Linked DNA regions of Homo sapiens: all the other regions are linked to region 2. A link is a contact called in ENCODE Hi-C or POLR2A ChIA-PET data. All regions are on one chromosome and are shown on one strand. Each heading gives the region's core, a stretch centred on a gene start or an enhancer-like site at or near the end of the contact. The rest is flanking DNA. Distances are from core to core; before and after follow the strand shown. Region 1 has its middle 40 kb from the start of SYPL1. Region 2 overlaps ATXN7L1 (ataxin 7 like 1). Region 3 overlaps SRPK2 (SRSF protein kinase 2).

Region 1 (3,234 bases), core at 569-3,068, 340 kb after region 2:
CCACTCTTCCCATCTCTCCTGGTCCTTGGCCCTTCATCGCTGGAGGTGGAGTTGTTACAGAGGCCAAATATGGGGAGAAACCGTTTACATTCGGTTTTCTGGGGAGCCAAAATGAAAGACCCCAGTGGAGTGGAGCAATGAGTTTACACCTTTAGTAGACTGGAAAGAAACTAAAAAGGGAGATGTCTCCTCAGTGCACTGGAAGAGGGTGAAGGGCGATGCAATCTTGGGAAAGCTGGGGGCTGGGGTGGGTGAACTGCATTGGATGGTCCGTGTCGGGCAGAATCATCGGCATGCTCAGCCCACCATTGTCCCAAGCCAAGCCAGTTGGTACTGGTGCAGAGAAGTAGCTTCAGCTTCTGGTCTCAAAGCCATCCTCTGAAGGATGCCACCACCTCTCAAGCCCTTTTAGAAATGGAGATGGACTGGTGGTGGCATGGGAGGGCAGACCTAAGTCTGGTATGTCAGTGGAGCCAGACAGAAGGGCAGGCAACTCTAGTTACATTAAAATAGCAATGTATTGTTGACGGGTTGGAATTGCACACTTACAATCACACTATTCTATCTATAGTATTATCCCATTTAATGATAAATATGTATTTGTATATATGTATATCCGAAAAGATCTGGAAGGTTATTTCTGCAGCTTTAAAAAGAAATTGTCTTTGGGTGGAATTATTAGCACTTTTGATGTTCCTCTATTTTTTTTTGTATTTGTACTATGTATCTGCATAACTTTCTGGTTAAATGAGTTTATGTTTACAATTTAAATAAAAAGAGAAGGAGCATCATTTGGCTGCACCTCCCTCAACTTCAGATGTAACTTGTGGGGGTGGAGGACAGGGCAGGGAGGCCAGCTGGGGTGTTCCTCCTAGAGTTGGCGTTGATGGTAGGGCCTCACTCTGTTCCCTACACAGGTTGGTCACTGCCCAGCCTCTAAGATGCGAAGCTCTCTCCAGACCCTCTGGCCCCCTTACTCTAAGGTTCTAATGTTATTTCTGTTTCAATATGGGGAAGAGAAACAAAAACAGATGCTGCCTATCTCGATCAGGGAAAGGCAAGAGGGTGTCTTTCTTCCATCTGGGTTTTCTCTGTGACTGTTAACTGGATGCTTACAATGCATGGGGCAGGGTAACCTCCTGCCACTTATAGTGGTGGGGGTTGATGTCAGTGACTTAAGAAAATTAGGGAATAAATGTTTCAGTTATTTTCTCCAGTAACAGAAGGAGGGAGGAGTTGAGGCAGGTATGGTGGCTCCAAAAGGTTACTGGTGTCAACCCCTCCTGTGTATGCCTGCCACTCCTGTGGGTGGCTGTCAGCACTGAGCTCACAAGATGACTGCTGGACCATCCCTGCTGTGGCCGTGTCCCTGTTTCAGTCAGGATCGGACAGGGACAGGGGCAGATGCACCTCCCAAAAGGCCTCATCCCCAGGCTCGCCGGCATATTTAGTGACATTAATCTGTGCAAGAGGCTTGGAATGCAGTTTTTTGTTGTTGTTTCTTTTTAAACAAACATACTGTCCAAAGTTCTCTCACTAAGGAAGGAGGAAGAATAGACTTTGAGCAGGCAACAAGTACTGTCACATAGTCCAAAAGCTCTGATTCTCACAGAAAAGTCCATAATCTTTAAGTGCTGCAGAGATTTCAGGATCAAGGTAAATTTGTAAAAAGTTGGGAAACCAAAGGTATTATACAGTCCCATGGGAAGAGTTTGCTCAACAAGACGGTTCTTTTGCTGTAGTTGGTGAGCCAGGTTCTTGCTCCACGTTCACCCTCAGGGCTTGGTGGGGTTGGGGTTAGCCTGCTCTGCAGCTAGGCTGGCACCTGTCAGTACCTGGGTGATTGTTCCAACACAGACGGTACGTAGGAAGCTGGCACAAGAGCTGACGGTTCTTGTTTGTCATCCCCTATATTTCCTTGTGTCCCCACTCAGTTGGGCCTGCCTGCATTCTTTTGACAGTCGCTAAAGTCACAGACATACTTGACCTTGCAGTTTTTAGAGGGGACCTGTCACCTTTCAATAAACAAGAGGGAAGATCTTTGAGCAGTGAGTTCCAGAGACCCTGTTAAAAAGAAAAACCTTAGACAAGTTTAGCAGAGTTTAAGTGAGAAAAAAACAAAAACTCAGAAAACAAAAACACATGACATGTGAATCAGGCAGCCCTCTGATTCAGAACGGGTTCTAAGAACATGGTCAACAATGTGATCAAGTGTTATGGATGCACGGAAAACAGAAGTGAGGTACATATAGGGCTTAACTGGTTCCGGCTCAGCGTTTGCCTTATTTGATCGTTGGCAGCCAGGGATTGAAGGAAGCTCAGTTGCCGTGATGGCGGAGACTCAGCTATTTTTTACAAAAGCATACTCCTAAATTTAGGCTTTCAATTAGATTAGTAAGCCAGGCTGCCTGCAGTTAGTTAAGTAAGGACTTGGGTGCAAAGGCTTCCTCAGGCCAAATTTAGGTTATTTTAACATCCCCAATGGCCAGAGACAGGCTTCTTGGAAGCCAACTGCTTGGAGTAAAACTGTGATGACAATTCCTTTTGAAACATGTACTCCTTGAAATTTGGAAGACATTTTGGGCTAATAGATGTTCTCTGTGCCTGAAAATAAGGATGGCTTCTTCCAAAATGCAGGTGAGTCAGCCCTTCCCTGCAAAGAACTTGCTGACTGCTGCAATTAGGGGCAGTCCACAAAAGAAAAACCATAAGGCTGCATCAAAGCACTGGCTCCTCTCTCAGAGAACAGAGGAGAAGCTGCCCCTCAGAGGAAGGAAGGTGGCTTTCCAGGAGGCAGATGCTGAGTCAGGAGGAAGGTTGCTTCAGGATGTTATGTTAAAACAAAACAAAAAACAGACCAGGTGCCCTGGCTGACGCCTGTAATCCCAGCACTTTGGGAGGTCAACGCGGGCGGATCACTTGAGGTCAGGAGTTGAAGACCAGAGTGGCCAACGTGGTGAAACCCCGTCCCTACTAAAAATACAAAAATTAGCTGGGTGTGGTGGTGCATGCCTGTAATCCCAACTACTCGGGAGGCTGAGGCAGGAGAATCGCTTGAACCCGGGAGGCAGAGGTTGCAGTAAACTGAGATCGTGCCACTGCAATCCAGCGTGGGCGACAGAGAGAGACTCCGTTTCAAAACCAACCAACCAACCAAAAAAACAAGGCTGACCCCCACCCCCAGCAGAGGCTGAACTTAGAACAAGTACAGATCCCATCAGAACTATGATCTCT
Region 2 (3,088 bases), core at 272-2,771:
AAGTAATGTTTACTGTCTTAAGCCATCAAGTTTTGGGGTGGTTTGTTGCACAGCAAAAGCTAGCTAACTGATACAAGTCCTTAAAGAGGCCTGAGCTAGCATCTCCTTCCAGCTCTGAAGCACTGGAGGATAATTCTTGGATCTCTAGTGTCCACAGACTCTTTCTGCAATGTCAGAACCACCCAAGAATACAGCACTGTCCTTGGCCTGGAGGGTCACTCTGCTCCTAGAAAGCAGGAAAAGGAAGAGGCCTTTATATACCTTCTCCCCAGGACACACAGGGCCTGCAGGCAGCCCTGGTGGGTGCCAGGTTACTTAGGGACAAGGTGACAGTGGCATGCTTTTGCCATTTGTCCCCAGCCAAGTGTTTTTCCACTGATGTGAAAGGAAAAAGATAATTTCTCTAGTGAGCCCTACTGCAAAGACTCTGAGGCAGCATTTCATCAAAGGGTGCTGGGAAGCACTGGGGAGACAGCAAAACCCAAAAACCTCCAGCTCCACTCAGCAAGGAGCTTGCTGCTTCTGTTTCCAGAGAGGCGGAAAAATGAATGAGCACTCAGGAAAGCCAACCTGATCAGTGGCACTTTGATAAGATGACAAAATTGCTCCCTCCTCCAGTCCAAATCCACTCTCTGTGGTGAACTATTATGGGAAGGAAGCATCAACTAATTAGAAGCATCTCTGGGACATGAGAAAAATCAGCACCTAAAATGCCTAAGCAGAGAGAATTCCTTGTTAAGAAGAGAGAAAACAAAACAAAAAACTGCTAGGATGTCACTTTGCCCAAGCATATTTATAAAGGGAGGAGGAGATAAGAATTAATTGGGACAGGAGCTTCTACCTAAGTGACATAAAAGACACAATTATTTTTGCTGCTTTTACAGATCAAGTGCCCCTTCCAGGTGGGGATAGAGCCCTGGCACCACCCACCATTTTGAAAAATGACTTTTAGTCTTCCGTAGTTCTAACTAAGCTTGAAATTAAGATGGTTCTTTTGTTTACTCCCCCTGTTGGGGAAGCTCTAACCACCTATCAAAAACACCAATGTCTGGATTATTTATTTCTCATTGTCCAACCTACGGGGCATAGAAGAGTTTTATGAAGCCAACATGTGAGGCGTTTCTCCCAAAGAAGCGTGGATGCACCTCCCCATATTGCAGAGCCCTTTTATACTATGGTCCTTTGATAATCTGGATTTTGACAGACAGAACTAATGCCTGACTTGGAGCAGGACAAAGAGCCCTGGAAGTCAGAGGCTTCATTCTTGTCACCCTCTTTCCTTTATAAGCTGCGAGCACTTGGGTAAGTCCCTTAACCTTGAGAAAATTCAATAAAACAAAGGGTTAGTGACTAATATATTACATCCTTTTTAAAAAACAAGTTGTGGTTTAAAAAGCCCCATATAACATGAGATCTACTGTCTTAACACATCTGTGAGTGTATAGTACAGTATTGTTAACCATAAGCACACTGTTGTAAAGCAGATCTCTAGAACTGACTCAGCTTGCACTACTGAAACTCCACGCCCACTGAGCAGCAACCTCACTTCCTCCTTCCTCCGGCCCCTGGCACTCAACCATTCTATGTTCTGCTTCTACGAGTCAACTGCCTTAGATACCTCATATCAGTGGAATCAGGCAGTATTGGTCCTTTATGACTGGCTTATTTCATTTAGCATAGTGTCCTCAAGGTTCAAATATATATCCTTACAATGATACTGACATGGTACTCACTGTTTCCATGGTAAGTGGTTACATATATTAACGTATTTAGCCCTCACAGAAACCCTTCAAGGTAAGGTGGCATGATTATCTCCTTTTGATAGATGAGGAAACTGAGGCAAAGGGAGGTGAAGTGAGGTGCCTATGCTTACCTGCTGTGTAAGTGGCTCCAGACTCCTTTTTTTTTTTTTCCAAGACAGGGTCTCACTCTGTTGCCCAGGCTAGAGCATAGTTATGCTATCATAGCTCACTGTAGCTTTGACCTCCTGGGCTCAAGTGATCCTCCCAACTCAGCCTCCCAAGTAGCTGGGACGAAAGGCACATGCCACCACATCCACCTAATTTTTTAAATTTTTTGTAGAGACGAGGTCTCACTATGTTGCCCAGGCTGGCCTCGAATTCCAGGACTCAAATGATCCTCCAGCCTTGGCCTCCCAAAGTGTTGAGACTACAGGTGTGAGCCACCACACCCAGCCCAGACTCCATTCTCTTGAACATAACACCATGTTCTTTCTGTACAGTTTAAAATTTCTATTTTAGCAAGTAGGCTCACAGAGATACTGAAGTCACTGAGGAAGATGGCAAAAGATGGGGCAGGGAGGATAAACGAGATGTGGTGTTGGAGAGATCTACCCTTGTATAGTTCAGAGTGGTCTTTCACAGCAGGAAGAGGATGGCCTTGGAGCCAGGGAGACCTGGGCCCAGTCCTGGCTCTCCCTTGCTCTAGGCCCTTGGGAAACACCAGTCACCAAAACTGGCAAGACCCTTGCCTTGTAGACATCACATGCTAGCAGGTGAGACAAACAACAAACAATAAGTATTCCCAATAATGTCTGCTATAGAAAGGGTAAAGTGTTATAAAAAAACAAACAAACAAAACACTGGTGCTGGGAAGGCTGGCTGGAATTGTAAAAAGGGTGCCACTGAGAAGGTGATATCTGAGCAGACTAGAAGAAGGTGAGAAGGTAGATTGTGAGGCTGGAGCACATCTAGGGGATGGTGTTCCGCACAGAGGGAAGAGCTAGTGCAAAGGTCCAGAGAAGGGGAGAGCCTAGGACGTATGAGGGAGAGCAAAGAAGCCAGCCTGTGTGCAGGAGCCAACGCGAGCCAGCGTAGAGGCACTGAAGCCGGGGATGGCATGGGGGCGGCGGAAAGGCTGTGCCAGTGACTCTGAGTGGTGTGGGAAGCTATGCAGGCTTTTGAGCAGAGGAGTGACATGAACTGATACTTGGCTTTTATAGTAATTTAGGTGATGGTGGCTCAGATCAGGGCAGCAGAAGTGGAGGTGGGAGAAGCAGTTGGTTTTGAACCTAACCTGTTTCCTAGTGGACTAGATGTGGATGGGAGAAAAAGATGGGAGTCAAGGA
Region 3 (3,470 bases), core at 95-2,594, 500 kb before region 2:
CGTGGGGTGGGAGCTGGGGGAGGGACAGCATTAGGAGAAACACCTAATGTAAATGATGAGTTAATGGGTGCAGCAAACCAACATGGCACATACATACATATGTAACAAACCTGCACGTTGTGCACATGTACCCTAGAACTTAAAGTATAATTAAAAAAAAAATGACCTGAGTAAAAAGTAATTAACATTTAATTAGGGGTGGCATTAAATCCACAAGATTTATGGAAATAAAAGGGAAGAGCTCTTAATTTTCATATTCTTATATGAAAATTAATTCATATTACTAAAAGAAAATTAAGGAGGTTATGGCTGATGTCCATCCTGGCAGCATTATACACTGAAAAAAAACCCAGAAAACTGGGATTTGAATCTTGACTCTTTAGTATCTCTGATCCCTTAAATCAAGTCTCATCTTTCGTAAACCTGTTTCTTCATCTATAAAATGATGTCAAAGTAATAACTCAATTCGTACAGTTTAATGGTTACATAGTAAAAAAACAAAACACACGAATATGTGGCAGAGGGTCAAACTATGTGAAAAGCTAGTGAAAACGTTTGGAAGAAATTTTCACCAAGTGATAAAGAGCAGTTACAACCTGTTCACTGTTTTGGATCTTTTGTTAACAGCTGAAAAAAACAGAAATATTTTGAGAAAATCGGTAGAGTTGACTTCAAAAGTTTTCATTACGACCTGAAAACATGAAATTTGCAATGGTATACTTTGCTGTACTACAAACCCAAGAAAACATCCATCTCAAAATCACAAGTGAGGACAATGTTAACTTGTTTATTTGATCTCAATGGCACTGCTAATGTAGCACAAGACCAAGAGTCAATTGGACCCATTGTTCAAGACTGCTGAATGTTAACAAGGAGTTAACTGTGGCTTAGAAACTAGTTTCATCATCCTATTTTGGCTCACAGTCCATGAGTCAAAAACAATAAACCAAAAGCTCTAACAACCCAGATTGCCTATCCAGGTTATTCACCAAACTCGGCACTTAATGACTTTTAGCTGGTTCCAAAAATTGATTCTAACATCAAAGGATAAAGATTTATGACCAATGAACATATTCAAATCCTAAAGAAGACCTTGGGGTACAATGGCAGCATTGTTGGGGTAAGTACACTACACACCATTTGGAAGCCAGATTCATTTCAATTTGAAACTAGTAACTGTATTTATAAATAAGTCTCAGACCATAAACCACAGAAAGTGCACAGCAGTGCCACCTTAAATCCTTTTTGGAACAAGGCAGGCTATGCATGTATGCATACTAAAGTAAACAGAGTTGTCTTGCCCAAAGACTTGCCCTGATTTTGTCTTAACTGTTCATTTCCCATTAGACAGTATCCCGAGCCTTACTTAGATGACTCAAAGAAAAACTGATAAACTGAAAAACAAAATATTTGGTCCACCTTTCCGTTTTAGTATCATGACTACAGGAATCTTGAAACAGATGATATATAGACAATCCACTGTGAAAACCGCAGGGCTGCCCTGGCCCCGGGCTACAATCACTGATTGATACATGCTGCCTACAGATGCCCTCAGACTAGGGACACCCTCTTCACTAAAAGAAAGACTAAAAGCCTTCTTAGCCTAAATAGAAGTCAAAAAGCATACAGCTTTAAAACCAAACTATTACACAGCTAAATATCCTGACCTAACAAAGATAAAAACTATCCTCTAGTCTAAACTTTAGAAGCATCTAGAACCACAGCAATAAATATTATTCAAAATACTTTAGGTCAAGTTCATATTTTCATAGGTTTCCATGTTTTCTGGGATTTCTAAAATCTTGGAGACAACAGAGGATGATTATTTAACAAAAATCCTGTTGCCAGCCAGGCGCTGTGGCTCATGCCTGTAATCCCAGCACTTTGGGAGACTGAGGCAGGCAGATCACCTGAAGTCAAGAGTTCAAGGCCAGCCTGACCCACATAGTGAAACCCTATCTCCACTAAAAACACAAAATTAGCCGGGTATTTTTACAGGTGGTGGGCACCTGTAATCCCAGCTACTGGGGAGGCTGAGGCAGGAGAATCTCTTGAACCCAAGAGGCAGAGGTTGCAGTGAGCCGAGACTGTGCCACACAGTCTCGCACAATAGAGCGAGACTCTGTCACAAAAAAAATTTTCTGCTGCCTACTAGTTTATTATAACAGTATACAAAAGACCAAGGAAATTGTAGAGAAATAACTTTATTTAAATGCATCTGACAGATAAATCTATGTTCGCTTCTTCATTCCTGTGTTACTTTAATTCTTCTGTGTAATTTTGGGGAGAGTCAGTGTTGAATTACCCAACAGGAAAAAAATGAAGCACACTGTTGGAGAGGAAAACACTCTTTCCCTACCCTCTTAGATTCAGTGGCTGGGGTCCCTGAATTTAACAGATAAAAGATTAACAGGAGGGGGAAAAAAAGCAGTTTACCTATGCATGCAATGTGCATACACAAAGGAGAACTCAGTGTTAACTCAAAAGGGTGATTAAAATTTGGGTTTACACACCATCTTAACAAAGGGTGATAAAGTACGGGGAAAAGGCTAGACTGAGGAAAACAAGTTCTGGACTTTGAGGGAGGTACAAATCATGGGAAGATAACTAGAAATGTATAATAAATAGGGGTTCTTTAGTACGGAACACTTTCAGAAATGTAAATGGATAGCCTGCTTTTAGACAGAAAGGTGGAGGGCAGGAAACTAAATGCCTTCAGCTTAAAACAACACCTACACTAAAAGTGGGATATTTTGGGGTGGCATGCTCTGGTCCCCTTCTACATGCTTAGAAAACCAACAAAAATGAGGTACCAAAAGAAGTAAGAGGATTTTTTTTTAAGGCATCTGATGTAGTTTTTGAAGCCATGAGTAACAATGAGAATTTTTGCTGGTATTCTATTAGTTTGCATTTCAGTATTGTCATTTTCCATTTTGCTAGGAAGAGAAAAGACACACCATAATCTTTTCAGTGCACTGGGCTTCTAAGAAACTTAATCAGAACCTGACGGATCATCTCTGAATACCATAGTTTCAGAATATTAACAAAAGTCATAATAACTGTGAATTATTTTTGCAAAGTACGTATCACTAGAACCAAGATGTTTAAGTAGAAATTTTGAAACCTAAGAGACCACATCACTGTCATCTTCTTGGTCAATACTTGAACCAGGCAAAAAAAAAACCAACACTTCCTTTGAAATCTCATGAAGGAAAGCAGTGAGGAGTCTTCTACCCTTGAAGCAGCAGGATGTACTCCACCTGAACAAAGAAAAAACAGTCATGAAGAAAAAACATGTTGGCTAACTGCTATCCTCTCGTTGGCAAGATGCCACCTTCAGTTGGAAAAGCATTTAACCGAAACACTCATTTACAAATATCTTTATCTGCAATCCATTTTAATGCTGTATACATCTCTAACTTAAGTGGAGAATAACTTTTAAAAAGAAAATGTCATAAATTTCTCAGAAT

The links. A loop is a pair of places that touch in the nucleus more often than their neighbours do. ChIA-PET counts read pairs that join two places held with the same protein, here RNA polymerase II (POLR2A). Pooled maps may share reads with other maps.
Region 1: a pooled map shows a loop between it and region 2 (3-fold over the local background). The contact joins two enhancer-like sites. A Hi-C loop is called at or near these places in 2 of 168 maps with a recorded cell type or tissue (posterior vena cava and transverse colon), 8 of 37 single-sample maps with no recorded cell type and 6 of 50 pooled maps. POLR2A ChIA-PET finds 5 or more read pairs at or near these places in 1 of 52 experiments (endothelial cell of umbilical vein).
Region 3: a pooled map shows a loop between it and region 2 (9-fold over the local background). The contact joins two enhancer-like sites. A Hi-C loop is called at or near these places in 2 of 37 single-sample maps with no recorded cell type and 10 of 50 pooled maps.

What each region holds. Positions count from the first base shown.
Region 1 is chr7:106,150,618-106,153,851 of GRCh38, forward strand. No RefSeq gene overlaps it. Among named protein-coding and RNA genes, the nearest start is that of SYPL1, 40 kb to the left of the region's middle. Within about 2 kb of position 1,819, at least 2 of the 41 ENCODE cell types and tissues checked have a DNase peak (open chromatin) inside an H3K27ac peak, as active enhancers do.
Region 2 is chr7:105,807,875-105,810,962 of GRCh38, forward strand. All of the region lies in intron 2 of ATXN7L1 (ataxin 7 like 1), which reads right to left. Among named protein-coding and RNA genes, the nearest start is that of ATXN7L1, 67 kb to the right of the region's middle. RefSeq lists enhancers at 1,042-1,111, 1,232-1,341. Within about 2 kb of position 1,522, at least 8 of the 41 ENCODE cell types and tissues checked have a DNase peak (open chromatin) inside an H3K27ac peak, as active enhancers do.
Region 3 is chr7:105,303,312-105,306,781 of GRCh38, forward strand. All of the region lies in intron 2 of SRPK2 (SRSF protein kinase 2), which reads right to left. Among named protein-coding and RNA genes, the nearest start is that of SRPK2, 84 kb to the right of the region's middle. Within about 2 kb of position 1,345, at least 6 of the 41 ENCODE cell types and tissues checked have a DNase peak (open chromatin) inside an H3K27ac peak, as active enhancers do.